Linked DNA regions of Homo sapiens: region 2 is linked to region 1. The links are chromatin loops, found by intact Hi-C in ENCODE. Cell type or tissue: ascending aorta. All regions are shown on one strand. Each heading gives the region's core, and the rest is flanking DNA. Links, peaks and the distances in the headings are about the cores only. Region 1 overlaps LINC00477 (long intergenic non-protein coding RNA 477). Region 2 has its middle 93 kb from the start of LINC00477.

Region 1 (11,781 bases), core at 1,985-9,984:
AAATTATATTTGATACCAAAAATTATAAAGAAGTAACAGAAACAGGAGTTATCATGAGTTCACAGACCCAAATACCTAAACCCTACTGGGACCCAAGCTTAAAATATTATTTCCCTGCTTGACAATTAGTTCTGTTACCAGTTTTGAAGCAGCGAAGCATATGAATCATTCCTCTTTTCTTTATAAATAAAATCAAGGTATCTCATTGCATATAAACCTCCTCTATATATTTATGATAACATTTTATAGCAACTGAGAACACAGAATATATTGTGTAAGCTAAGTCTGAAACAAATGCACATATTGAAAAAAAGTACACGTGTAAAACTACTTCCCCCACATTATATACTCATTTTTTTAAATTAAAGGAAAGAAGTAGAACTGAAAACCAGTAAATTAAGAGACAAGATGTGGCGACTGTGTGTTGTTTCACTTGAATAGAACCAATTTTGTTTTTCCGTCTGGTTTTTCTCCCAGGAAGGAAAAAATTTAACAATCAGAGTAATAAACACTTTTCACTTATAATAAGAGCAATGTGACTGTGGTTTTGGTTGTGCAAAGTATCTGGGTTTTATACATTATTTCCACTTTTCAAAACTGTGGCTAAAGAGGAGTTTCTTCTAAATGCATACAAAAATCGGAAAGTTTTAAAAACTAGAATTCATTCTTTAGTATATATGCTGCCTCCCATTTCAGTCAACGTCGGCAACAAAACCAGTGTTGGCAGTTTTACCAACTGTTTTTCACCAGTTCAGTTGGTTTTGGCTCTCCGTTGTTAATATAGTACTACCGATCCTTAATTTGTAGAACCACAGGGGGATGTTTAAATAAAAGAACACTCGATTTCATAGTAGTTTTTAAATGAAAACATATGTATCTGTAATAGGGCTTTAAAAGTTTTGTTTTGTTTTGTTTTGTTTTTTTCAGTAAGAGCTTAATGTGTGGCATCTGTTAGGTATAGGGTGCCTTTTTCAGTTTTTCCGAAGAGGTACAGTAGACCCAGGAAAGTTAATAGTTTCGATGTCTATATCTCAGATGTTATGGGGATTAAGAATGCCCAAGGAAGATTATTGTCAGTTATTTCTCCTTCCTTAGATAATCCCTTAAATATTTTAGAAGAGAAGGAGCAAGAGAAGAAGATCTCAAAATACTTTTTCAACACTGGCTGGTTTTGAGAAGCTCACTTTCAAAATTTGATATGGACATTGCATTTGACGAGACAGGTAAATAAACCTGTCTCATCGGGGACTCTTATAAAAAAGTATTTTAAGGTTCCTTTGAAGGGTATCAGTGTTTGGGCCCATAACTGCTAAACTTAAAATTGACATCGTAACGTTATATGTTACTCTCTTACTAACAGAGTAAGGGTTGACAAACTACCCTAATTTAGAAAAATATAAAAATGGATAATTCATAACCATTAAGATGACATATTTGGTCTCTTGTATCACCTAAATTTCCCTCTATCTCCTATGTCACAGGATTTTTTTTTTTTTTTTTTTTTTTTTTTTGAGACCGAGTCTCACACTATTGCCAGGGCTGGAGTGCAATGGTGTGATCTCGGCTCACTGCAACATCCGCCTCCCTGGTTCACGCGATTCTCCTGCCTCAGCCTCCTGAGTAGCTGGGATTTTAGGCGCCCGCCACCACACCTAACTAATTTTCTGTATTTTTAGTAGAGATGGGATTTCACTGTGTTGGCCAAACTGGTCTCGAACTCCTGACCTCGGGATCCACCCGCCTCAGCCTCCCAAAGTGCTGGGATTACAGCCATGAGCGACCGCGCCCAGCCGTCACAGGATTTCATACTTATTAAGATCCCTCTTTCTTCTTTAGGATTCCCAAGTAACTTGTCTCTGCTATTTTTAATGTATATGACCGAATAAATTCAAAATGAGCCTTATGAAAATAGGCTAAGGTCAAACATTGTATACTCCTAATATCTCCTAGCAGTCCATGAATATCTCCAAATACGTTGGAGGGATTGAGATGGACTCAAAACTTATTAGAGAATCTTGAATACTGTGGGCAGTGTAAAGCCCTCTCCTATCAATAATATTTCTTGTTGCCTTGGGAGGCAACTAGAATATGATGATGGAAATGATACAGAGGTCAGTTATATGCTTTTATTTCCCCCATATTTTGAGAGCTGCATATGGTATATATCTGCCCATAAATTTATGTATGCATATTATGTATACATCTGGGTGCATATATTGAAAGGCAGTATAGCGGAGTGGTTAGGGAATGGGTCTGGAAGCCAGATTACCTGGGTTTGAAGCCAGGCTCTTTCACCTGCTATTCGTATAACCTCGGGCAAGTTAGTTACATAACCTCTCAGTGCTTCAGTTTCCTTATCTGTAAAATGATACAATAAAATTATGTACCTCATGGAGTGGCTGTGAGGATTAAATACGTTTATATACATAAAACACCTAGAACAATGCCTGTAAAATGATAGGAATTCAAAAATTGTAGCTACTTAACAATATATTGTATGCATTTTTATATACATCATATGGATACATACATATGTATATATATATATAATACATAATCGCCTTGCCTCCAAAATAAGACAATTTCATACACATAAAATATATATAAATGTCATATATATACATACACACGCACACACACACACGTACACTCCATGTATAGCACATTTCGATTTTCTTGGAAATTTCAGTTATCTAATGACCAACACGAGTGTGGATACCAACATAGCTGATGACTGGCATGAACATAGTATACATTTGATATTTTATATCTATCTATTTAATGAAATAATACTTGCCACTGAAAACTGGCCCTAATATAACATGTACATGGCATCAAGGTGAAGTGAAAAAGCTCAAGCATGACACTGGACAATGGATTTGCATCCTGGGTCAATCACTTAAAAACTGCATGGTCTTGGACAAGTCATTTAACCTTTCTGAGCTTTAGTTTTCTCATCTGAAGAACAGGGATGTAAAATTTCTTGCAAGTTTGTGGTGAGAAGGAGACACAAAATACATTTTTAAAAAAGCATTTGGCCAACATCCTGGTACATAGCAAATGCTTAATAAATGGAAACGCTGATCTTTAATGTGTCAGTCCCGCTACAAATTAGGGTATTTTTTTTTTAAGCCCAACACAAACAAACATCCCACTGGAAGTTTTTGATCAGCTATGCTGTTGCTGTATAATGATCATGGTTTAGTCTTAAGGGCATGTGGTTTCAATAACTATATGTGGTTGGAAGTTATGCTGCCTGTAGGAACGAAAGGAGGAAAGAGATTGGTGTAATTCAAGTTTCACCAGTATCTCACTAGGCAGTTTTGGAACTTTGTGCCTTCTCTCCCTCTGGCTTCCCTTCTTCTGCCAGTAGGAAGCCTAGTGGCCCCAGAAACGGTTACACTCAAGAAGCAGTAGAGGCTGAAAATCTGCGGAGGTGGCACTGCTTTGCTTGGTGGGGTTAGGCCAAGCAGGTAGGTTCGTAACCTACTGGTCAGGTGCCAGAAGACTTTTTCTTCCCTGGGTGTTGTCTGAGAGAAAGGGATTACGACCCAGCAGATGTTCACTGTAAATGACAATCCCTTTTCAAACGTTAAGTATGTTCATATAAGTAGTAGCGAGAGGCAACTTGTTTTGTAGTTGGGCCCTGTTTGCTTCTTGCACAGTATTTAAGGAACTGGGCCTGACATAGTAATAGCTAACTTTGTAAAGCAACTACATATGTACTATGAGAATAAACCATTCAACAAACAACAACAACGACAACAACAACAACAACAAAAAGAGAAGAAACCATTCAACATACACTGGGAACTCTTAGAATAAAAGTAACACTTAAATTTAAGGTGGAGTACGATCATCAACGAATTCTTATGCCATATGTGCAAGTGGCTCTGATGTGAAACTTGCATGGTAGAGAAAATGTAAGGAAAGGAAACATATAGGAAATGTGTTTCATGCACACACACACACAATTTTTTCACACAGTTGATGAAGCTACATTGAACCAGCAATTTGAATATTATTATTATCCATCTCTCTCATTAAATACTTAGGAACACATAGTAAAATTGCTTAAGGATGGACATTTAGATTGCCATATCCAGAGTTATATCCAAGCAGCAAATGATTGCACTGCTTATAAATTCTAGGCAGATGATAATTTAAAGTCCCCACGAAAGCCCTGAGCTTATTTGATTGTTCTCTTAATTACTGGGCTCTATGCTATCAAATATTTGTGTAAGAGGAAGCTTTTCTTTGTGGGAGTGGATAATAGCTGTGCTTACACTTTGAAATTTTTGCCTTGAGTTATTAAGATTTACATTTCTCACTTTTGTTCCAGGGAAAGGTGTTTAGCCGTTTTTAGAAAACAGGTACCACATAATCAATCATCAAACACCCGGGAAAGTTTCCGCCCTTGACAAGTGTAAAATCTCAGGTATTAGCAACCCACCTCCAGAAACAAATCTACCAAGGGTGGAAAGGGGTAGAAAGGATGTCTCACTTTCCTAGGTGAATATATTGTGATTGGTATGTGTGGCATGCATTGAGAAATTACATTTGCTTACTAACTGCCGTTTAGAAATCAGCCCGAAAAAGTCTGGGAGAGATCGCCCAGAGACAGCCAAGCCCCGAGCCTCGCTCCCAAGCTCCTCCGGAGTCCTGCTCTTCTAGGCGCGTGAAGAATAAATAGAGTCTGGTCATTGATCTCCTGATGGTGTTGTTGCACTCTGGGTAATGCTGGGGGTGCCCAGGGACGCGGCGCAGTCCATGGTTGCGCGTCTGCAGAGAATTACAGAGATGGGGACAGAGAACACGCACCTCGGCATAAAAGCAAAAGGAGAGAAGGCTACAGCGAGGAAAAGAAACGTGTTGCTCGAATTGTTTCCTTAGTCCCCTTTCCATCACCCCCTTCCCAACACGCAGCCACCCCCGTGAATGCTCTCCCTTCCCCCTGCTCTTTTCTGGACACTAGCTCTGGGAAGATCACTGTCAGGAACCCCCGCCCCCGCCCCACCCTGGTTTGAGATTTAATAGGATTTTTTTCCCCTGGCAAACCGGCAGCTGTTTTAAGTCAATGAAAGTAAGATTAGAAGAGATAAGCGCCGGAGCAGCCCGGGAGCTGTCAGAGCACACACTTAAATCAGCCCCACAGCTTCTGCTCAGGGCATCACCGACGGAGTTTCTTCTGATGGGGATGGGACTCTGAGGGTCTCTCTCGGCTCCACGCGCCCACTCAAGTGTCGCGGCAGAAAGAGTCGGAGCCCAGCGCCCAGCCTTATTTCTCCCTAAATATCACTAAATTTCATTCCCTGGTTCTTGGGCATTGGGTTGGGGTGTGTGTGTGTGTCTGTGTGTGTGTGTGTGTGTGTGTGTGTGTGTGTGTGTGGTGATTTTTTTTTTTTTTTTGGCTTCGCTTAACACAAAACCAAACCAGTTCAACCACCCCGGAGGCAGAGATGAGAGCGCCTCAAAACTTTTTTCCCCTACCCCAATCTCCGAGGAGTAGGTGGGTGCACAGTGCCGGCGGCGGCGGGGACGCGCGGCGCGGAGCCTGGCTCTGGGAGGCAGTGGCCGCTTCAGCAGCCGAACCTCTCGCGGCTCCAGCCTCCGCGCCCAGCAGCCCGCGGCTCGCCTCCCGGAAAGGTTCCACGGACCCCGCAGCCCCCCGCGCGCGCCCTCCCTGCCGGCCCGACCGCCTGACCACTGGACTAGGGGGCCGGGAGGGGCCAGGTCCTGGGCGCAGAGCAGCGGCTGAGGCTCAGGCGCCGGGAAGAAGTTGACAAAGGGACTTGACTAAACATGAATGCGTATTTATAGATGCGAGCTCCATCGAGATCTAGAGATATCCCGCTCTCCCTGGCTCCTTCCACTCCTGCCATTTCATTTTTATCGCTCCTTTAAGTGGAGGGCAGATAAAAAAAAAATTCCTGCACGGTGTGGGTAATCGCCGCGTTATTTACAATCTAGTTACTCTGCAGCAGACGGGGAAGAAAACTCTGGGGCTCCTTCCCTTCGGATGGATAGAGAGGGCGGCCGGGCGGCGAGCTGCAAGAAGGAGGTCAGGGTGGGCTTGCGGGAGCTCGGGGGCGACCTGGAGGGAGCGGGAGCCCCCGGCACCGCCCCCGCGCCCCCCCCCCGCCCCCGCCGCACCCCCCGGGGCGGGCGCCGGGCCGCGGTGACCGCCGGCTGGTGCGCTGCCCTCGCCTCCCCCATTGTTCCTACTGTCTTTTTGCCTTTTGTTATTTGCACTCGCATTGTGTTGTTTGTCTCTGAAGCCGCCTCATGACCAGCAAAGGGATTTCACCTCGTCCTTGAGAGCAACACGGGGAGCGCGAGCGAGCGGGCGAGCGAGAGACGGGGGGAGAGAGAGGGACACGCGCGCGCACACACACACACACCGGCACACACGCACACACACAGACACACACACACAGAGTGAAAAAGGCGAGCCACCAAAACCCATCTCCAGTCTCCTCCCGGGGGCCCCCAGCCCGCCTCTGTGCCACTTTGCATCCCACGCCGGAGGAGGCATTAACGAGACCGGGTAAGGTGCGTGAATCGCTGCGTTTTAACTTTGTTGTTCGTCCCGATGTTGTTGTGGGCAGACCTCCAAGGCGCAGAGCTCCCCTCTGCCGCTCGCCGGGCCCGCCACTCAGCACTCCTTCCCGGCTCCAGCTGGAGAGCCGCGGAGGAGGGAGGGGGCCGCCGCCGGAGTTTCCTCAAGTACAGAGGGAGGGGGACTGGGCTGGGGGTGGCGGAGAGGTGGGAGGCGGCCCGAGGCGCGGAGTGGCCCTGTCATCCCCGGGGGCGGCTGGCCGGGGGACCCTGGAGCGCCGGCTTGGACCCCGACCCGGAGACGGGATAACTTTCTATTTTTGTTGGGAAGCCTGCGTACTGTTGCTGGTATTGTTTTGTAAGTGGTGGCGGTGGAGGTGGTTGATGCGAGAGGAGAGTGCGGGGAGAACCCTGGGCTGTGCTGGGCATCGCGGCCAATGTCCAAGGCCAGACCCTAAAAGTTGGACAAAGCCCCTTAACCCTTCTAGGATATCAGAGCGACCCCTGGCCCACCCCCTAACCTTAGTCACCCCCACCTCCCGACTCTTTCGTCTTTTTGTTTCGCTTTCTGCAATCCTTCTCCCTACCACTCCCCCTCCCTCCCGCCCGGAATTTCTGAAACAAGTCTCATCCTTCAGGATTCTAGGGATTTCAGAGACCGGAAGCTTTAATTCTAATTGCAACTACTTTTTCCCCCCACCTCACTCAGTGTACCAAGTGAAGACCACTCACGTGTTGTGTCACTTTAAGCGCGGGTTTGGGAAATCTCGCTTGCACTTTGGGGCTACAGCAATAAGAAGCAATGAAAAGAGGTTATACGAGTTGAAATCAAATTGGATTTGGAAATGTTTGCGTTGGAGAGCAGCAGTTTGTTGAGTATTGATCGGATGCACACGAAGCACTGTTTACATATTTTATTAGTCATTTTCCCTACACTTTGCAAAGCGACTATATTAATAAATAGATTGACCCTGGTGAATATCTGAAGACGCTGGTTTCTGTGACTAAATTCAGAATGTGATGATGAATGTGAATTCATTTTAATGTGTTCCCTTCTCAGCTAAAGCAGGTCAAGACGAGGAATCCTGTGAATATGCAGAGCCCTACACTCGGTGCCAGGCAGTCCAGGCACTCTGGGTGGCAGTCAACTGTACTTTCTTACAAAAGTTTAGGGATTTGCTGGAACCCACTTGAGATCCTCACATACCCAGATAGCCAAAGGACTTTGTCAAGGAAGGCATAAGGAGGTGTCCCCAGGGACTGCCTTCTGGCTCAGCAGAGTTCTTTAGCCAAGGGCAGGACCAAGGGAAATCTGTGGGATTTGGGGCAGTAAGTGTGGGAATCTGCAAAGGGACTGGACAGTGATTTGTTTCCTTGCTTTTCATAAATAATGGCCCCTAGTACCCTGAAAACACACACACAGACACAAACAGGCCAATGAAGTAGGCACATGTGAGATTTGTAGGCAATGGACATTTCCATCAGAAAAACCAGAGGAAAATTTTTGATCAGGATTACGGGAGTGAGGCTCGATGGCCAAGAGTGATTAGGTTAAGGGCCAGATGGCTTTAAAGTATACGGAAATGTTTTTCAAGTTTGACTTTTATAGCATTTAAAAGGAGGACGATTTCTTAGAGCCTTTACAGAACTGCTAAATTTTGATCTGTCTAATTTTAAAGGAATTCAGCTGTATGAGAATTGCTGTTAGCTCAGATAGGGAAGGAATCTGGTTTCAAATGCAGATACATGGAACAAAGTTTCTAGGGGTGCTTCTTCCTGATTTAAATATAGCTCCCAGGCAGAAGCCTAGATAAATTCAGCCACAATGATTTAAAATCATAAGTACTTACAGTGGAAGTTCTTTTAGGCACTGTGCAAAGTTCTCCTGCAAATTATGCCATCAACTGTTTATTCCTCAGAACTATACAAGATAAAAATCATAAGCATCACTTAAAACTGATGCAATACAGCCTTAAATCCTTAAACTGCTAGGGATTGCTTTTGTTTGCCTAAAAGGTAGATCTTTCATCACATGAGTTGTTTAAAAACATTTAATTGTGGGGGTGGGAAGGGATGTGCATAATTATTTAGTTATTTGTGTTAATTACATAGTAGCATACTTGCTTGAAATTCTTTCTTTTTTCCCCCTTTTCTTTCCAGTGATCTCTCTTCTAACAACCTTGTTCCTGAAGAATCAACAGTTTTTTCTTGCTGTGGGTTTAAAAAAATTCATTTTGTAGCCTTTTTGAGTGGGTAGTATTGATCCAATCTGACACAGACTTGCAAGTGTAAACTCTTAATACAGGAAAAACTTCAATTCTTAATACGGAAAGCTTGTATTAGTTTTGTTGTTGAGCTTAAACAGTTCTGGTTGAATGGCATGTTGTATATAGAATTCAAAACTCCAAAACCTGTTTGGTAAATAACTAGGCATTTGAGGTCCAATGGCTAATTCAAATTAAGTTAGTTCTATACATGTAAGTGCACATCCTGTTTAGACTGACACGTGGTTTGGTAAAAGAAAAAAAATGAATATACACTTGGAAAGATGCTATCTGTGGAGTATATAAATAGTAAATAGCAAAAGAGTGAAGTTTATACTCAGGTATGTTGTCATCTTTTTGGTTGTCCTCAGTGGGGGTGAGTTATGAGTGATAAGGAGAATTTAAATTTCTAAATTTACCTTTTCCAGTTAAAGGAATGAATTTAAATGCTTAAAGAATTTTTTTTTTTTTACTTACAAAGCAAGTTTAAAATATGATCTAATGCTTACAGTATGTACTACCTTCTTGAAAAGCTCTGTTCTTTTTCTGAGTGATAAGTAATCATTGATTTGAGGGTATGTTCAGATTATATAAAAAAGTAAAACTTACAGGACAAAATTTATGTTTCCTAATCTCCTAAAATACACTGGATTTCAAATAACGGAGAGTTCTAATGTTGAATACTGTTTAGATTTCCAGCAGGTATAATTGTTGGATATAATTGATTGGCATAACCTGGATGATTCACCCAATATCCAATCAACTTCAGTGGTAGAGAATGCTATAATTGGAGTTTTGAGAGTAACCTGGAAACTTATTTGTCTAGGCCTGAAGTCAAATGCATTCCCTCATGCACTGGTCAAAAATTTTTAGTCTGAGAAATGAAGATTTATTTTAAAGGCGAAGAAAGTGCTTGGCTGTTTCAAATAAACTATATCCTGAACTTAGATTTGTAGATAGTTAATGAAATAAAAGTCCAATTTTGTTCCAAACATTGTTTTAAAACACCCATTTGTAAATTGTCTGCATTTGGTTTTCATATGTTAATGATTTGGGATCTGAAACTTATTTCAGAAAGGCATTTTGGTTTATCTTAAAAAACACCACACAAAACTGTCTAAACAACTCTGTAAATAAACTGTTCCAAATGCCTCAATTTGATGAATGAATTAAAGAATTATGGTTCTTAATCCAATTATGATCAGTCTGGTTATTCCATTTCCCATTTGGGGGAGCTTGGGGAGTTGGAATAGTAAATGATTCTCAAATGTGAGTGGGGTCTTTGTTGTTTACTTTGTGTGTGTGATGTAACGTAAATAATCACTCATACCTAATATTTATGAGAGGGATTTCTGATGTGGAGAAGTAATTTCAAGATCTTAAATTAACCAAGAGTTCGTTTGCATGAAAAGTTGCCATTAATAAAGGAGTAAAGTGAAGTTTTTAAAAATATGAAGCAAAGATCTAACCTTTTGCTTAAATATAATGAATTTTGATATTTAAGAGGGGAGAAATGGAGTGCTTAAGGCTCAGTAGAAGGGCAGACAATCAGGCACTTTTAGTTTGTTTTAGCCAGGCCATATGGGGACATTTCTGTAGGACTATTTAATAAATTTTACCAAATTCAATTTCCTTGTCTTTAAAATTGAGTCAGGGTCAAAGGTAGGCTAACTATGAGTTAGCGGAATTTCGCGGGGGGTTGTTTCCTCCAAAGCCCTGCTCCTTTATCTGCCTACACGGGACTTTTGAAGGCTTTACCAGCGAGGACCCTGACCTTCAGGATGGGCCCTTGACAGTCCATTTTGCTTTGATGGGCCCTTCTGAATTCCTGCCTCATTTGCCCCATTTAACCTCTGGCTCATAAGCTAATTATTTTAAAGTTGCTAATAGTTCATTATGGTTTAATTCTCAAACTAGATGATATTACTGTTATTTTGGCAGTTTATTATGATCGTCTAATTCCATAGAGATAAACTTGTTGCAATTACAGGTATCAAGGAAAGCTGCCAGGAGGAAATATTTACATGCATGAGGACTTTTTCAGGACTACTCAAATCATACCTTATAGGCAACTAATGATTTTACTTGCAATTAAGGATAACATTCAGTAGGGGCAGCATATTGACAAAATTAGGAAAAATTTGAATGCATGTAAATAACCATTAAATAACCATCCTTCAAAATTGAGCCATAAAAATGTATCTTGGGGAGTACTAGTGATGGTGGCATTGAATTCTACAAGTATAAGTCCATTCATTTTCTATTTCTTAAAGTTCATTATAAGTAAAAACAAAACACCCCAAAACAAAGACCTGATTGTATCTCTGATGCTCAGCTACATGTCATTCAACTACTGTATGTTTTTATGATATCCTATGTACATAGCTTAAAAATAATACAGTAGTCATAGGGATGAGCGGACTTTAGTTTGATACGCAGTTTGTATTCTCTGGTAGCTTAAGACATTTTTTCTTACTTCAACACCAATTAAACTGTTGGAAGTGAGGGAATTCAGGAAGGAATCAGGAGAGGAGAAAGGCTATCTCATTTGTAGGTCTGTGATTCATCCAAAACGTTATTTAGAGATCTGAACTTACAGGGTTCTACCTCCTTTTTTTTCTTAACCTCTTTTTTTCTTTCTTTCTTTCTTTTTTTTTTTTTTGAAATGAAGTCTTGCTCTGCCACCAGGCTGGAGTGCAGTGGCGCTATGTTGGTCCACAGGCGGAGGGATGTTGAACCCTCCGCCTCCTGGGTTCAAGGGATTCTTGTGCCTCAGCCTCTGGAGTAGCTGGGATTGCAGGCATGCGCGGCCACACCCAGCTAATTTTTGTATTTTTAGTAGAGGTGGGGTTTCACTATGTTGGTCAGAGTGGTCTCGATCTCCTGACCTCGTGATCCTCCACCTCAGCCTCCCAAAGTGCTGGGATTACAAGCGTGAGCCACCGTGCCTGGCCTTCTT
Region 2 (11,781 bases), core at 2,395-10,394, 72 kb after region 1:
AAGTAATAAATTCAGGCTGTGTTCTTAAACCAAGTTATGTTTTAGAAGTTTGATTTCAAGCAAGCTTAGCTGACACCAATGCATTCTTTGGGTGCTCTTTTATTCTCATTAATACGCTGAAATCTTGGATTGGAAAACACGGTATAAACGAATGGTGGAATTCAGACTAGAGCCCATTGAGGGTGTGGTTTATTGTTTCTTTTCCAACTCTTAAATAATTCTGAACATTTTAACCAGCCAAATAGAAAAATCCCTCTAGGCTTTTTTGTATAGTTGTTTTGTTTCTCTTCTGCTACTCCCAGTAACATTACATAAGTTACCTGGAAATTGCGAAGTTAGGGTAAGCTGAGCCAGACAGTCAAAATACCTGGAATTTTCACTTCCTTAGACCTAAGAGTGAAGTTGGATAATTTGGGGATGCTAAGGAAGAATTTGGGGGAAGTGTTTTAATTTTCAACTAAAAAATGACATTTTTAAGTCAATGACACTTTCTCTAATTATTGTTCTTTTCATGGAGTGAAAGCCAAAAAGAACAGAGGCAAACTATGTCTCCAGGGATTTGTAGCCCAATTTGGCTTTTCCAAAAAGTTTGAGTAAACTCTAAGTAACCTCTTGATGTTTAGGCGTTACTCTTCTTTATAGGTATTTTTGCTTGTGTAGGAGTTGCTTGAAAATGAGCAGAAGTTGTAGTTACTAAGGTTCTGGAATTCCACCCCTTCAACCCCCACTTTTTGGATCGGGGAGTATAGAGACTACTGTTCTTCAACTCTGTTTAGTTATGAGATTAGAGTGTTTCAAAGTTGTTCTGCCTTGAACAGTTTAGATCACTGTGGCACATTCAACTGAATTTATTGTCATAAAATAAAGTCATGGAATCACTTCTTATTTATTCTCAGTATAGTTTAGAAATCTGGAGTGATTTATAACACTAAGAAATTATCCAGAGTCAAAAATCCCAACCTCATCTTTGCCTCTGCTAGGAAAGGACTCTCTCGGAACTGAGCTCTAGATGGAGATCTGCATTCCTTGCGTACCACACCCTCCCCCATCCTTGTGGTTCTTTTGATTTTTATTCTCAAATATACACCTTCTCTTGTTTCATTAGTTAATAAGTAGTTATTCATAAGTGGTGCAATTTTACATGTTGGTATGTCATAAAATACACTTCACAACTTAAAACGCTTTCTTTAATCAGACCCTTGAACCTAAACCAGAAATGGCGTGTATCTGTTTGATGTTGTTGTTTTGGAGGCTGACCTACGAGAAACCATTGTTCTCAAGTGTTCACTCAAATGGAAAAGAAATCAACATCCAGATTTGTTATTGGTTGATACTTTGCAATGCAACATTGTTGAATTCTCCGAAATTGAGTTCCTAAGGATCATCTTGTGAAAATCTTTTCTGAATAAGTCTTCTAATACTTTACATACCTTTTGGGCTCTTTGTAGTTCTAATTGCTGAAAGGAAAAAGAATAAGAACCAGAAAGTTGCTCATTTCCCTTTCATGTCCTCTGATTCTGAACCTACTTCATACTGGTTCTCTTTGATTAGATTAAGTTTCTAACACACTGGATCCATATCTTACTTATATTTGGTCCATACTGTGCTGCAGGGGCCATAACAGATACTCAATAGATAGTTGTTGAATGATATATTACTCTGATAGTTCTGTAGTTGTAGCCAAATTGAAGAAGTAAATTTCACTGTTTCTTGAGTAAACATCAGGGTATAACTAGATGTCCTTAATTTGACAATGGTTCATTGAAAACAAGATGGATTTTAACTCTTCTGTGAACAAATTTATAACAAAAGTAGTTATAGTTGATAGATTAGCAATGAGTACTCCAAATTGCCATGCTATCATGGTATCAGAGAAAAAAATTACCTTTTTAAGGCTAAGATGATACAACATTCAGTCATCAGATCCAACCCTAATTGGCACCCCAGTTGTCTATATTTTGCGATAAATTTGTTGAATTCTATGAGCAATTTTGTAGTTAATTCTGTAATGCTGTTTTTTGGGGGTATTTTTTTTTTCATTACATTGATAGTGAGGAAAAGAGTAATCAAATTTCTTTAATGCTGCCATACCCTTCTCATTTCATTAGTAGTTCGTTTTAAGGGGAATCATGGCACTTTGGAACTGCCTTACATAGACTTATACTTAGAATGTTATGCCTTACACTCTGAAACACAACATTTACATCAGCACAAAATTATTTTCTTGAAACCACATTACTTCCAGGGAAGAGTAAAGGTGGGGGTTGAAGTTGTGAAAGTTGAATGCTCGTTGGAATTCAGTCACTTATGGTGTGACTTCAGCTAAGTTTTGTAACCTTTCCATATCTTAGTTTTTGCCATGAACTATGATAATAATAAACTATGCTATCTGTTTCATACTGTTGTTATAAGGATACAATGAGATAATAAATGGGAAGCACTTTGAAATTTTCAAAGGTATTATTATTTGCTGTCCTTTTTGTTGGATGGCCTGCATTAGAAAACATTTTCCAGTTTCTTGCCCTGGCAACTGATCATCAGGGAGCAGTAAACCATCAGGTCCCATAGTTATCTTGCCTTTATATTCTTTATAGGTGCAAGAGGAGCTATTTATATTTTCTTATTACCTGCCCAGTCCTGTCTGCTGTAGGGGGAACGAAAGTGTATGGAGTTACTTCCATACCTAGACACCCTATGTATATGTTCTACACGTCAGTGTGATTTACCCAGACATTTTCTATCCTTTTGTAAGGCTGAAAATCCTGAAGTTATTTTCACTGTGGACAGGGAATCTCAATAGATATCATTATTTCAAAAGAGCTGTGTACTTTTCAGTTATTTCACATCATCCAATACATTCGATCATTGAGGAAGTGATCAATTGATGCAAGTACTTCTGCTTTTAAAAAGTCAATGTATCACTGGCTTTTTACTGATTTTTTATAAACACTATACTGACTTTTTAAAAACAAACTATTTTTTTTTTTTTTGAGATGGAGTCTTGCTCTGTCACCCAGGCTGGAGTGCAGTGGTGCAATCTCCGCTCAGGGCAAGCTCCGCCTCCTGGGTTCACACCATTCTCCTGCCTCAGCCTCCCGAGTAGCTGGGACTACAGGCACCCACCACCACACCCGGCTAATTTTTTGTATTTTTAGTAGAGACGGGGTTTCACTGTGTTAGCCAGGATGGTCTCGATCTCCTGACCTTGTGATCCTCCTGCCTCGGCCTCCCAAAGTGCTAGGATTACAGGCGTGAGCCACCGCACCCGGCCAAAACAAACTTTTTATTTCAGAGAGTCTTACATTTACAGAAAAGTTGCAGTACAAAGAGCTCCTACATACCTGATATCCAGTTTTCTCTATTATTAACATTTTACATTACTGTAATACATGAATTACATTACAATTAATGAACCAGTTTTAATACATTAGTATTAAAGTCCATACTTTATTCTAATTTCCTTAGTTTTTACTTCTTTTTATTTTATGTTCCAGAATCCCATTCATGATACCACATTACATTTAATATCATATCTCCTAGGTTTCTCAGACTTTGCTTGTTTTCAGTGATCTTGACAGTTTTGAATATTTTGAATACTGTTGACACTGATTTTTAACCAGCGATTTCAAATTTGCGCAGTAGAAAAAACTGGTAAGAGACTTTTGATCTCCCACCCATAAATAAAATCCCATAGTATGAAAAGGATATCATTTGTTGGGAGCTTTAAAATAGGCAGGCCTCACAAAGTCTGATTAAAAAAAAATACTCTTAACAAGAGATGAGATTCCTTCAGGAAACCTTGCCCTTTTGGTAAACCAGCTTGTAAAATAGATAAAGGGCTTGAGTACTGGGAAAGACCAGGTTATATTATCAGGGGTGCTCATGGCAATTAAAATATTTTGTTTACTGGAGCAGAAAAACTGAAGAAGTCATCAAAAGGCTTAGTGGCATTTATATATGTTTGAATTTTCTTATTGGAATTTATTTTTTTCTTAAAAAAATTTTAATACACACTCAAAATTTCACATCTGAAACCTAACACCTGAGACCTTATATGTAACAATGAATCTAAACTATTTCACAGCCCATTCTTTCATAAAAGGCCAATTTTCATCAGAAGTATCAAGAACAAAATACGTAAGTATCACTTGTAGACTCTAAGAAGTAATTCAGGCATGGTAACATTGTTTAGCATCTCTTGCCAATGACAAGATGGCCTCAAGTGTCTATTATAACCCCAAGTCTCTGTTTCTATTAATACTTGAGGGGATTGAATCATTGACTTTTCAAAGCAACTTTAGTGAAGTCTATGAAATGATTGCTTTTCATCATTTCAGGATCATTATTGGTATTGTGCCTTATTGTCTAGAACCTTACCCTCCCTTCTTTGCAATAGTCATGTTTTACTGAACTTCCCAAGATAGAAGTATCATAGTATGCAATTTACATTAATTTAGGCACAATATTTCCTCTTGGGGGAAAATAGTTATTTTTGCTTCACACCAAAGAAGGTGAGACTTTTCAGGGACCTTTAAATTGGGGGAATGAGGCTAAACAATCAATCAGAAGCCATTTTATTCCCTGACTTTTAGTTACCAAAATCAACAGCTATTTCTGTTGTTGAGCTTTCGTTGGTACTACCCTTGAACTTTGGATTATGAAATCCTTTTTAACCAGTTTGAAAGGTACAAAGCTAACAGGCGAATATGAAGGGGAGACAGATGGCCATGCTTCCTTCCTCTTTTGATTAGTTTGAGTAAGGTTACCAAGCTTAAAGATTTTATTAGGACCAAAAGGTGGGTGAGAATGTATGTGTGTCTGCTTGTAGCTCTTGCTTTAACCAAAGTTGTTTATACTTTATTGTCTCAAAGCAATTAAATGGAGTGAAGATCTTGGGTTCCTAATTCAGCAAATGCATTCTGAACATGTGGCAACCTGCTGGCTCGTAGTTTACCTTAAAAAAACAAAACAAAACAAAACCAAAAAAACAACTCTGCTTGGAGTGTGAAACGGCATATTCCTACAACAGTAAAAAATAAAGTGTTTTCCTTTGCCATGAGGAAGAACAGTCTAAGAAAGATAGACTGAGTTCCACTACATACATACTTTTGGTGCACTGGTTAAGTGCAGTAGATAGTCTTGGATTTCAAATGTGAACCCAGTGTTTATCAGGACTTGATATATTCATTCCTTTTTCCCCTCATTTTTTTATCTCCTTGTTCTTGTTTATGGTTTGCTGTATTGGTCCATTTAATATGCTTTAGTTACCTCTGTACTTCAAAGGACTTTTTTTGCATTTTTACTTTAAAAAGTTTGGTTCAAATATGATTTCTAACATTTGAAATCCATAATTTATCATTTTACATAGGTTGAGAATTTTTTTTTTTTGACCAAACACTAGCAAGTGACTCTAGTGAACATTTCTTTGGTTGATAGGTGTGAGAGGGATGTTCAGGACTATCATGATTGGTATAGTAAAAGAGGTTAAAATACCCTGGCAAAGGCTGCTCTAGGAAGAGTAGGATCTTGAGCCCTTCCCAGAAAGCTGGTTTTAGGTACTGCCACAAGCAGGAAAAATTTCCATGTAAGGGCTCAATTCAAGTCAGAGTTACAGATAAGTTGCCTTGGGTTTTACCACAAATGTAAATCACAGAACCCACCATACAAAGTCATCTGTAATTTTCCCATTAACTAGGCCCTTCACTCCAAGCACACACAAGCCAGCATGAATGGCTACCACCCAGGCAGCCACCCTGGCATGAAGACAGAAAGAAAGAAAGAAGGAAAGAAAGAAAGAAAGAGATAGTGGGTTTTTGTTAGTTGGTTGGTTTGTCTATCTTGCTTGGCTTTGGGATAAAAGGAATGGGGGTAAGCCTGCCTCACCTCTTATTTTGAATATGGCAGCTCTTTTGGTATTTTGTTATTTTAAAAATCTTTCTGAGGGGGTGATATCATTTTTTAGCCATGTGTTTTAGAGGCCTGGTGTTATAATGTTTAAGTTTAAAAGAGGCATAAAAGGAATATTAGAGTATCATGCTTCAAGTAACAGTTAGCAAATGAGCAATAGACAATAACAAGGAAATGAGAGAGTTTCTCCATTCTGGTTTTGGATATTTATATGGATTTTGGAGCTCTTCATGTGCCTCCAACCCACCCACACAACACCATTAAAAAAAATATGGTGTGTGTATCAAATACAGCCTGAATTTCCATGAAAGCATTCCAAAAGAAACTGTGAGCTGCCCATGTAACCATTTTTTTTTTCCTGAATTTTCCTGTGTAAGTGGAAAAAAATTGCTGTTTGGGTTTCAGCCACAGTTGGGCACACTGGTTTCATACCTGTTTCAAAATGTGCTTGCATGGTACTAACGGTCATCTTTAAAGAAAATGCTTTGTAAAAAAGAGTAACAGCCTCATTTACTTTATTGTAAATAGAAGGAAAATGATATGAAAAGTACTATAAAAGCAATCTATTTCCTTTTTTACCCCTGACTGTTCAATGCCCATCTTGAGAACAATCTTGGGAAATCACAAGGCAAAATTCCAAGACACAATTCTTTTCTTTGATTAAGAACTCCGTACAAGTTCAAACTAAAATCTGAATCTGTTCTAGGTGCCATGGATACTTTTCTTGCTCTGCATAATGACAGACTATGTAACCAAAAGAAAGCTGAGTTATAGAACAAATGGTCTCTCCTCTCTTCATTGCAGCATCTGTTCTGTGTCATTGTTTTATCACCCAAATGTGGCAAAGCAGTGCGCTGAATGTATGAAGTCTGCCATCCACTGCAGTAAGACTTGTGAACCCAAGAGAGGTTTGCTGTGAGGGCTTCTACGCTGATTTTGCCTTCTGTATCTGTGGGCAGTAGTGAGTGAACTAGAAAGTAGGTGTCTTTAAACACCACATTAAAAGTTAGACAATGTTTTGGGTGCAGTTCTGGACTACGTTTCTCAGGCAGGAATCCCAACGTGTAGTTAGCAAAGCCTGAGAGAAAAGTCAGCCCCAGCTGATGTGGAAGAGAAAGTTAAAGCATACACCCCTTTGTAGCCATCAGAGCCTTGTTTGCTGATAAGGGATGTGCTGCTGCCCTGCCTTGGGATGGCAGGAATATGGCCAACTTGCCACCTGAAAACGGGTATGTGTTAAGGGGATAGATGTAACTGAAGATGGCAACTTTTCCACTGCTCAACAATTCTTTTTATTAAGTGATCTGGGGCAAGAATTCCTAAAGTTCCTGGCTATTTGGAAGCATGAAGATTTTTGTCAAGTGAAATCGCCATCAACCTTAATTGTAGGCCTTATCTCCTTCTCTCTTTATTCTTCTTTCTTCAGATCCTTACTCTTCTGAAGAAGGCATGCTCTCTCTGGGCCTTGGGTTTCTTCCAGGCACAGCTGTGGGATAACTGAACAGCCTCCCGCAAGTCCACTTAGACCCCCAGGGAAAGGAAGCAAGCTCCCACTCCCAAACAGATTTCACCACGTGCCTCTCTCTCCCACACTCTCCCTCTCATTTGGCAAATGTAGGCTTGGAAACTTGCCCCCTCTTCAGTCCAATATTTGACTCTGATACCTGGCTCTGATAGTTGAACAAGTATACTGAAATCTACATGAAGCAAATGATTCCAATTTCTCCATCAGAGTCATTTAGGAAAAGAGAGTTGAAGTAACTGAAAATCTGAGTGCAAACATCACTGCTTGCCTCTTTAAGAGATTTGGACGTGTGTGTTGGCATAAAAAGGTCACTTTAGGCCTGAGGGGTTTCACATTGGTCCCGTAAGTTAGACCTTCAATGCAAACTATTTTCAACCCTTGCCATGAAGAACAAATGACCTTTAGTTGCTTGCCTAGAAGACAAATGGTGCATTAGCACAATAAATATAGTTTTCTGGGACATCATTCCATCCGTCTTTAACTTTCTATTACAATATTTTAAAAATATAGAATCCTTGAAATCTCTAAGGTATTAAAATTAACTTGTGATGCTTTGTGGATGCCGTGTAGATTTAGGATAATTCTGCTTAATGGAAATCACCTAACATCACCTTCATGCTTCAGAAGACAATCTGGCTTTGATTATCTAGACTGGATGGTTTTAAGAGTCTGGGTAAGAGTGGGGTTGGGGTTTCAGGAGGATTTTAAAATACTTACACTTATTACTTAGGACAAAATAAAAGATTAGATATTGAACATCTTCAAAATTAAATGTGAAAATTTCTAGTCAGATCCAGCTACTGCAGATTGAGTAATATTTTGTAGATTTTTTTTCTGAGACAGGATCTCACTCTGTCATGCAGGCTAGAGTGCAGTGGTGCCATCATAGTTCACTGTAGCCTTGAACTCCTGGGTTTGAGCAATCTCTCTGGCCTCAGCCCCTCAAGTAGCTGGGACTACAGGCACACACCACCACACCCAGCTAATTTATTTTTTTGGAGAGACAGGGTCTTGTTATGTTGCCCAGGCTGATCTTGAATCCCGGCCTCAAGCAATCCTCCTGCCTTGGCCTCTCAAAGCGCTGGGATTACAGGGGTGAGTTACCACACCCTGCTTTGTAGATCTTTTTGCAACATGTTGATCAGACATGCATTGTATCTGGGAACCTGGCAACTCATGGTAACAAATAAATAATAGGACATGGCCTATAGTATAAAGAGTTGAATAATTTTTTTTAACCTTAAGTAAAAGCAAACATTTTAAGTCACACTTGAATAGATCCATGATGATTCATTCAACTGTCAGCATTTTTTTCTCTTTTTAAAAGCCCACATCTTTTGACAGTTTAACAAATGAAAAACTGTTTTAATTTTGCTCCAGGGAAATAATAGTCATATAGTTTTCCTCTACTGTGTTTCAGTTGGGTGATAAAGGTGTTCCCCAATCCTGCTACGGAAGAGAGATGAGAACTCTACCCTTATCTTCTGTTCCTTGGGTTTGAAACGTACTGAATCCTTGCGTTGTCTGAACTCTAAAATTCTATTGAAAGTTTTTGTCTTTGGGGAAAAAAAAAAGAGGACACTGGGTACTATGAACCTGATGGTAGAGGCACTTACTCATCTTCTGGCAGCTGGGTCTTTAGTAAAACAGGCAGAAGTTGTGGTGATGACAACCTCTTTGAATGAGCTCCACAGTTCAATATTCACTGTCTTTTCTTGGGAGAAATATCTCCAAAAGTTGAATGTCAGCTAAATAGAGGTAATTTTTGTTGCTCTGGAATAGCTCTGTCTTAAATGGAGTCTTAAGGGGGATTTTAACTTGCATATTTTTAAAATGAAGAAATGAGCTATTTAACATATTCAAATAATATTAGGGAAAAATTTTGTCCTCTTGCAAATCCAGCCTCCTCATGCCTGTCAATGAATATCCATAAAATATCCTGTTGAGCCAGTCTCTCCTGTATACAGTCCCCTTATGATATTTACCTTTTGGTTTTTATAAAAGAAGCATTGATGATATTTAGAAAATATAATGTAGTTTAGTTTGGAAAACTTATAAAGAAACATTTTCCTAAGCTTTTAAATTTAACTTTTGTTGTCAGATAAATGAAATGAGACATAAATCTATTGGTTCTAATTCTGGATTATTTGGAAATCTACAGTGTTTTCAAAGACTAATTCACAGATATAGTGGGGTGCAGGGAGCTAGGATGTTCAGTGAAAAGCTTTATATTAACTTCTTTGATCAAATTTTCATTTTAGCATATCAGAAGTTTAAATATTCTTTAGAATTATTTAACATTAGAGACAGAGAACACTGGCTCCGTGGATTGATATAATAGTGAAAACTTCTAGTGTCTTGCTAGAAGGCTGTGTCCCTGACCATAATATATAACTCACTCTCCCCATGAGCTGGTAGAATGAGCACGTTTGAAGACCCTACCAGCCTGGAATAAATGAGCAGTGTGTTGTTTACCAGTATCAGGGTGCAAATTCATCTCAGCTGGGGGGAGTTGCTACTGGGATCAACATCAAGTCTACACACATGGAGATGTTGAAGAAGTGATTTCCTCATATTACAAGGGAAAGAAAGAGTTTAATGGTTTTAAGGGACTCAGTACATGTTAACATTGTGGTGTTGGTAACATTGCTTAGGCTGTGCCTGAAACTAGAATGATGTTGGGTCACATTAACAGAAGTTGAACATCTAGAAAAAGAGCTATATTGCTGATGTGGGCCTGAAACTACTCTGTTACATTCTATGAGTCTTATTTTTAACTAGCTTTAAGTCATAGCTTTAAAGGATTATAGGGGATAATGACCAGAATGATGAGGGGGCTTGAGAAAGATCGAGAAGAGAGGCCAGAGGGGACAAGGTACCTCCCAAATGGGAAAGAGTTGTGGACATAAGTGTACCTAGATTTCTTTCTTATGCAGTTTTTAGAGGGAGTCAGGTATAGTGGGCTCAGTCAAAGGAAGAGTCTCCCATTGTAACTGCTTCAGATTGGAGTTGGCTTTAATCAGAAAGAGTGCCCTTCCTGGACGTACTCCACACAGGCAAATTTAATTACTTGGTGGGATGGTAGAGAAGAAACTCACACTTCGGGTAGTGGCTGGACCAGGTTACTTGTAAGTCTTCAGGTTTTGAGATCCTTGAGTTTCACATTATCTACTGAAGGCATAGGGGGCCAGGTGCAGTGGCTTATGTCTATAATCCCAGCACTTTGGGAAGCCAAGGTGGGAGGATCGCTTAAGGCCAGGAGTTCGAGACTGGCCTGGGCAACGCAGAAAGACCCTGTCTCTACAAAAAAAATTAAAAATTAGTGCCTGTAGTTCCAGTTACTTGGAAGACTGAGGTGGGAGGATGGCTTGGGCCTAGGAGATTGAGGCTGCAGTGAACTATGATGGAACCACTGCATTCCAGCCTGGGCAACAGATACCCTGTCTCAACAGCAGCAGCAGCAACAACAACAACAACAGAAAGGTATATGGATTGGCAGTTTATCTTTTATATATGTTGCATCTCAAAACATTTATAAAAATTGAAAAGGCCTACAGGGAAAAAAATATTGGCAGGAGGCATGTACTGAATATGTGTAAAATGTGGCTGCTTGAAAGACCCACATGTTTTTGTCAGATGGAAAAAGGAAGACAAGCATTTTAGGGTTGAGGGGAGGGATGATAAAAACATTTTTAATCATATTATAGGCCTTACTGTGGAAAAGTACATAATAGTAATAGTTACCAATTATTGATAACTATTAGATACCAGACATTTATTTCTAGGTGCTCTTTAGATACATTTTTTTTTCCTAGTCATCACAACAAATGGGAAGGGTACTTGTTATTGTAAGCATTTTACAGATAAAAGAAAACCAGTTACAGAGTAGTTGCCACGCAGAAAGCCAAAGGCAGAGAAACTGCGAATTGGAGCCTTTCTGGTCGAGTCATTTTCCCGTACATCACTAAAATGTTTTTTAACTCTTGAACAATTCGTTTTTCACAATTTGTTTGGACAATTCTGTGCTTTTAATGCCAGTTCTAAGCTACTCATATCCTAATCTGAAATACTGGTAAAGTTATTTTTAATAGCTTCCAAGATAGAAGTTTGATTATCAAGGCTAGAAAAATCTTGCAATTATTTATATAAGTTGAAGCTGAGAATCCTCCAAATGTTATTTTAATCATCTGGCCTATGTTTTCATTATTATTTGTTGGGATGCGGTATTCACATTTTACCGGCTTTGTTCTGCTGTGATATATTCTTAGTGTTCTGTTGAATAACTTGTGTTTCCTTCTTCTATTTTGCTTGAGCCCATCTCCACTTTTCTGTGCAGACCATTTTCCTAA

Evidence for each region. Peaks named below come from ENCODE experiments on the same cell type or tissue, not always from the same donor. Only the 100,000 strongest peaks of a DNase experiment are listed, where the experiment ranks them.
Region 2: it touches region 1 in a loop (3-fold over the local background); 6 of 110 quality-filtered maps call a loop at or near these places.

The regions. Positions count from the first base shown.
Region 1 is chr12:24,557,104-24,568,884 of GRCh38, reverse strand. It overlaps LINC00477 (long intergenic non-protein coding RNA 477), which reads left to right. Exons shown (of 4, transcript NR_029451.2): 3 at 1,096-1,223; 4 at 1,677-1,921. It also overlaps a transcript of SOX5 not described here. Among named protein-coding and RNA genes, the nearest start is that of LINC00477, 21 kb to the left of the region's middle. In ascending aorta, for the core only: no CTCF peak of the experiment used is centred there; DNase peaks (open chromatin) are centred at 5,654, 6,004, 6,664, 7,783 and 1 weaker place; H3K4me3 peaks cover 4,716 bases; H3K27ac peaks cover 5,381 bases.
Region 2 is chr12:24,485,073-24,496,853 of GRCh38, reverse strand. It overlaps a transcript of SOX5 not described here. Among named protein-coding and RNA genes, the nearest start is that of LINC00477, 93 kb to the left of the region's middle. In ascending aorta, for the core only: no CTCF peak of the experiment used is centred there; no DNase peak of the experiment used is centred there; H3K27ac peaks cover 2,815 bases.